Regions from separate parts of the Homo sapiens genome. Here region 1 is linked to region 2. Evidence: chromatin loops called from intact Hi-C (ENCODE). Cell type or tissue: gastrocnemius medialis. All regions are shown on one strand. Each heading gives the region's core, and the rest is flanking DNA. Links, peaks and the distances in the headings are about the cores only.

What was found. Peaks named below come from ENCODE experiments on the same cell type or tissue, not always from the same donor. Only the 100,000 strongest peaks of a DNase experiment are listed, where the experiment ranks them.
Region 1: it touches region 2 in a loop (3-fold over the local background); 25 of 110 quality-filtered maps call a loop at or near these places.

Annotation. Positions count from the first base shown.
Region 1 is chr17:74,956,704-74,959,605 of GRCh38, reverse strand. HID1 (HID1 domain containing) reads left to right here. Exons shown (of 19, transcript NM_030630.3): 9 at 555-695; 10 at 843-933; 11 at 1,128-1,279; 12 at 1,387-1,465. Among named protein-coding and RNA genes, the nearest start is that of HID1-AS1, 13 kb to the left of the region's middle. In gastrocnemius medialis, for the core only: CTCF peaks have their summits at 1,307 and 1,507 (motif pointing right); a DNase peak (open chromatin) is centred at 1,450.
Region 2 is chr17:74,743,185-74,746,086 of GRCh38, reverse strand. It overlaps RAB37 (RAB37, member RAS oncogene family), which reads right to left. Exons shown (of 9, transcript NM_001006638.3): 4 at 2,892-2,902; 5 at 2,747-2,799; 6 at 1,714-1,779; 7 at 1,158-1,214; 8 at 1,003-1,079; 9 at 1-781. The coding sequence ends at 676. SLC9A3R1-AS1 (SLC9A3R1 antisense RNA 1) reads left to right here. Exons shown (of 3, transcript NR_187307.1): 3 at 1-487. Among named protein-coding and RNA genes, the nearest start is that of MIR3615, 4.0 kb to the left of the region's middle. In gastrocnemius medialis, for the core only: CTCF peaks have their summits at 1,108 and 1,308 (motif pointing left); a DNase peak (open chromatin) is centred at 1,306; H3K4me3 peaks cover 325 bases; H3K27ac peaks cover 633 bases.

The DNA.
Region 1 (2,902 bases), core at 161-2,660, 210 kb before region 2:
TCAGGCCAAGCAGTCCCAGTTCATGTGTCTTGTGATCTTGGTGGGAAGGTGCTTGAACTCCCAGAGTTCTAACTTCTGCAGCTAAAACACAGGACCCTAGCTGCCTTCTCACCCCAGCTAGTGGCAGGCCTCAGTAAATGACAGAACAGTGGAATGCTCCTCGAGTTGTGATGGGGTGATGGGGGAGTATTTTGGGGAGGGGTAGAAGGATGGAACCTGCCAACCATGAGTCCAAGGTGGGCAGGGACAAGGTTGAGGGTGTGCATGTGTGGGAGTTCACTGAGAGCAGCAGCCTTGCTCAAGGGGCGCACAGCCCAAGGACAGAGAGTCTGCAGTCTAGTGGAGGGGCCAGGGCTGTCCACAGCTATGAGGGACTCCGCTTCCTGAGGCATCGCCCCAGGACAGCTATGGGTGATAGCATCTGGGCCCTCTGGCTCTGGAGGTGGGATCTGGCTCTGGGGGATGGAGGGGGGGATTTGTTGGGGGCCTGGGCTGGGAAACTGGAGCTGCAGGGATTGGGCTGGACAGGCCCCCTGCTCTGCCCTCGCCCCCAGGACTTCCAGTTCATCCTCAAGGGTATAGCCCGGCTGCTGTCCAACCCCCTGCTCCAGACCTACCTGCCTAACTCCACCAAGAAGATCCAGTTCCACCAGGAGCTGCTAGTTCTCTTCTGGAAGCTCTGCGACTTCAACAAGGTGGGCCAGCCTCGAGGGGCCCTGCAGGGAGATGGAGAGCAGCTGCCCCAATAACCCGGGGGCAGGGACAGTGTCAGACTGAGGGGGGTGGGGCAGAGCTGCCCCTCCCTTGAACTCAGCCCACTTGGCCCCTCCCCGCACCCCTAGAAATTCCTCTTCTTCGTGCTGAAGAGCAGCGACGTCCTAGACATCCTTGTCCCCATCCTCTTCTTCCTCAACGATGCCCGGGCCGATCAGTGTAAGACCAGGGTGGGGGTGGGATGCTGGGGGCTTTCCTGGCGGCGAGGTGGAGGGCTGGCTATCTGCCCTGACTCCCAGGAGCTCAGGCCTGGCACTCTGACCTCCTAGGAGGGAGGCCTCCAAAATGGTCACTGCCTGGGCCCCTCCTTCCCCCTCCCACCCGAGTGACCCCTCCCACGCCACCTGCCGCAGCTCGGGTGGGCCTGATGCACATTGGTGTCTTCATCTTGCTGCTTCTGAGCGGGGAGCGGAACTTCGGGGTGCGGCTGAACAAACCCTACTCAATCCGCGTGCCCATGGACATCCCAGTCTTCACAGGGACCCACGCCGACCTGCTCATTGTGGTGAGGGGGCTCGTGCGGCCGGGCCCAGGAGGTGCAGGGGTGGTGTCCTCTTGGCTGAGTCTGGAGGCAGCGGGGACCCCACGGTGCCTCTGTCCCTCCTGGCACAGGTGTTCCACAAGATCATCACCAGCGGGCACCAGCGGTTGCAGCCCCTCTTCGACTGCCTGCTCACCATCGTGGTCAACGGTAGGGGCCCGGAGCTTGCACTCCCCGCGCTCACCACCAGGTGGTGTCAGGCCACAGGCCAACCTGCCACTTGCTCCAGGTTTCAAGCCCCTCCAGCCCACAGAAAGAACGCAAGCTTGTGTACCCTTCATAGTAGCCACATTAAAAAAAAAGGGTGACAACAATTGAATAATATGTTTTATCTATCATCATCTCAACATGTAGCCAATATGAAAATTACTAATGAGATATTTAATATTCCCTTCTCACACTCAGTCTTGTCGCCCAGGCTGGAGTGCAGTGGCACCATCTCAGCTCACTGCAACCTCCGCCCCTTGGGTTCAAGCAATTCTCATGCCTCAGCCTCCTGAGTAGGTGGGATTACAGGCGTGTGCCACCACACCTGGCTAATTTTTGTATCTTTAGTAGAGACGGGGTTTTGCCATGTTGTCCAGGCTGGTCTCGAACTCCTGACCTCAGATGATATGCCCACCTCAGCCTCCCAAAGTGCTGGGATTACAGGCATGAGCCACTGCATCTGGCCTTTTTTTAAAAAAAAAAAATTTAACAATTTTTTTTGACATCTGAAGGAGGTTAGCCCAGTTTATGGGAGCCACTGGTAGTCCGATAACATTTTTACTTTATTTATTTATTTATTTTATTTTATTTTATTTTTTATTTTTAAGACAGAGTCTCACTCTCTGTTGCTCAGGCTAGAGTGCAGTGGCACAATCTCCATTCACTGCAACCTCCCAGGTTAAGTGATCCTCATGCCTCAGCCTCCCAAGTAGCTGGGATCACAGCATGTGCCACCACAACTGGCTAATTTTTTTTTTTTTTTTGTATTTTTAGTAGAGACAGAGTTTTGCCATGTTGGCCAGGCTGGTCTTGAAGTCCTGGCCTCAAGCAATCTGCCTGCCTTGGCCTCCCAAAGCGCTGGGGTTACAGGTGTGAACCACCACACCCGGCCATATTTCATTTTATTTCTAATTATAGTGACGGGATCTCACTATGTTTCCCAGGCTTGTCCTGAACTCCTGAGCTCAAATGATCCTCCTGCCTCAGCCTCCCAAAGTGCTGGGATTATACAGGCGTGAGCCACTGTGTCTGGCCTCTTGTGTGTTTCATATGTGCAGCACACGTGTTAGGACTAGCTGTGTTTCAAGCACGAAATGGCCACACGTGGCTGATGTCCACTGTGTTGGGCAGTGCAGGTTTGGACATTTGGAGTCACAGTGTATGGGGATGTGGAGGCCCCACCCTTTCTGCCTTTGTCCTCCCTGTCCAGCCCCTACCCCCACCCAGCAAGGACTGCACACAGCTGCTGGGGAGAGGAAGCAGAAGGAGCCAGGCTCCCTGGGGTTCAGGACCTAGCAAGGCAGGTGGCCATGGGCTGGGGCAAAATGCCTTCAGTGTGAACATCTTTTGGAGAGGATGGTTGTGGCTAGGGGTGGCTGG
Region 2 (2,902 bases), core at 260-2,759:
GCCCCAATGTGCTTGTGTGCTGGAGAAAAGGGGCATGCCTCCAGGGGGGTGTTAGTAAGGCCAGAGATAGCCAGCTAGACCCTACTCTCTGCCCCTTGTCCTCCCCCTCCCATCTCCATATCTCTTATCTTCCCTGAGGCTTTGGTCTTCCTCACAGCACAAGGGCCCACTTATTTGGGAGATGGGGCGAAGATAAGCTCCTGGAGAGCGGGAGACAGTGAAGGCTGGGGTCACCTGAGCCTCTGTCCAGCTGAACTGAGGGTGCGATGGAGTCATTACCTGCCCTCACCCCCAAAGTGCATCTGTGTCCCCTGGGGCTGAGCTGGAGCAACACCACCTTTGTTATGCTTAGGAGGGAGGGCCGGCCCCCCAAGTCCTAGAAAGCAAAAGGGCCACTAGCTCCCAGCCTCGGTTTTTTGGGGATCCAGGCGCCTTTTTTGGTATTAAATTATGTACTATTAAAATAAAAGCTAAGTGTTTTACCCTCCCTGTGGATGCGGGGAGACCGCAGGAACTCAAGTAGGAGTTGGAGTATAGCTCCCTGCTAGGAAGCGGCTGTGCAGTGAGTCCTCCATCTTTCTCCCCATTGGCTCAGCCTCTTGGAATAAGCCAGGCCTGGGAGGGGGAAGGCTGCATCCTGTGTGCCTCCAGAGCCTCCTCTCTGCCCCCTGGGATTCACATGAAGGAGCAGCAGCTGGAGCGCTTCTTCTGGGACTCTACATAGTCTCGGATCTGGAAGCTGGGCTCATCCGCCTGATGCCCGGCCCGGTATTTCAGTTCCCTTGAAGAAGAGACAATGGGCTGGGCTGGGCTGGGCTGGGCTGGGGTGAGGAGCTGAGCCGCCCCCTCCCCTCTCCCAGTGGCCCAGTGCTCCCAGAGCAAATGGACCTCAGCCTGCAGAATGCAGGTGTGTCCAGGGGCTGGGCCAGGGGCCGGGCCCTACTGGATTCCTGGAGTGTGCCGCCCTGCCCCGCACACTTCCCTTCCCTGCCCAGCTCTCACTTGGCGATGGCCAGAAAGGCTAACTCCACATTCATGCCAGTCTTGGCGCTGGTCTCCAGGAAGGGAACACCGTACTCCTGCCCGGGAGAGAGTGTCCTCAGGGCCAGCGTCGGGTTGCCCCCACCCTTCACCCTGTCCCACAGACAATCACTTACCCTGGCCAAGGTCTCTCCGTCTTCGGAACGGATCACTCTTTCGCTGCTCATATCCGCCTGTCAAGCCCAAATGGGTCACTCTGGGGAAGGAGGCCTCCGCCCCAGCGGGCCCATATTTTGCCCCAGAAGCAGGCGTTGCCTGCCCTCTGCTGGTGGCCCAAGGGACTGCAGGCAGGTGTGATTGGCCTGGGGCCAGGGTTTCTGCCCAGTGTAGCTCCCAGCTCTGGGATCTCACCTTTGGTAAAGGGTCTTGGAATAGGACAGCAGTTGGGGCTAACCCTTTGCACTCTTAGCCCCTGACCTGGGACCCTGTTCACTCTGCTCTAATGGGGGCTGAGAACTGGGCACCCCTTGATTTCTCAGGCAACAACTTGGACTTTCCCTGGAAGGGGCAGATGGGATGGGCAGAAGCCTCCAGATATGTCTGACCCCTGAGCTGGAGGCTGCAGAGTCCTTTTCAGGAAGGATGCCTAGATAACTGTTCTTGGGTGGTTATGGGGCCGGCTAGGGCTGAGGAAGTGCAGGGCTGGGCTGACCCTGCCCCGGAGCCACTCACCTTGTTGCCTAGCAGCATGATCACCACGTCCCTCTGGGCATACTCATGAATCTCAGTGAGCCAGGCCTGTGGGAGAGGGCGTGCGAGACTGGCATTCTCTTCCTCCTGCTGCCCCTTTCTTCTTCTGCTCCGTTTGACTATCCTCAGTTACTCACTACCTTGAACACGATACCCTGTGCGTTCTCTCATCTGTACCTTTGTTCTGGCCCATCCAGGCCTGGATGGCCTTCCTTGGTGGCTCAACCCACAATGGCCCCACCCTCACCATTTTATGCTGTGCAACTATCAGTTCTATGGAAGATCCAGATGCATGGAGACCTTATCTCACAAATCAGTTGGCTGTCAGCAGTGATTTCTTGGAGTGTCCTGTTAAAGATTCTAAGACCACATAAGGGTTTCAGTGATCAAAAGTACTGTGATTGATTAGTGATGTCTGCCATGAGCATGGGGTTGGAGGTAGGAGTATGAGTGCCATGGATTTTCCTCTTTCTATATAAACGTTTTATTCTCCTAGTTTGCTTATCAGCAAACTGTCCTTGAGGTCAGGGGATTCATGAAACCTATACAATGTCGTGAACAAAATTGGTGCTTGAATTTATCAAATTTTTGTCTCTATAATAGTTTGGTTGTGAGGATACAACCACTCACTCTGTCTGACTGAGTCACTTTCTTGCAACTTGCCCTGGATGTATGTGTGGACTTTTCTGGTTGTGTTTTTCCCTTGGTCTCTGTGGATAATTATCCAGGGTGGAGTGGGGGCTGTTCTGAACACTTTGTCACGAAACACACTCGTGAATCACAGTGAGGGCTATGCAGGTGGCACAGGGTCACAACAGCCTGCTTGGCCTTCATGCCCACATGGCCACCAAATACAAAGCAGCAGATATGACTTCTGAGTCACAAGTAGGTGTTTTTCAGAAGGCAGGAGGACTCCACGCTCCACCCGCTTTCCACAGGGCAGGAAGCAACCCCAGCCTGCATAGACCTTGCCTTGGCTGCTTATGGGTGGGAGTCAGGGGAAGGGAGGACCTACCCTGATGTTGTCGAAAGAAGATTTGTTGGTGATGTCATACAGCAGAAGCAAGGCTGGAGGGGAGAGGATCACAGAGGGGACTTAGGCAGCAGCACGGATGCTACCAAGGGGCTGGGGTAGGGGTTGGAGGGTGCGAGGGACTCACCCTGAGCATCT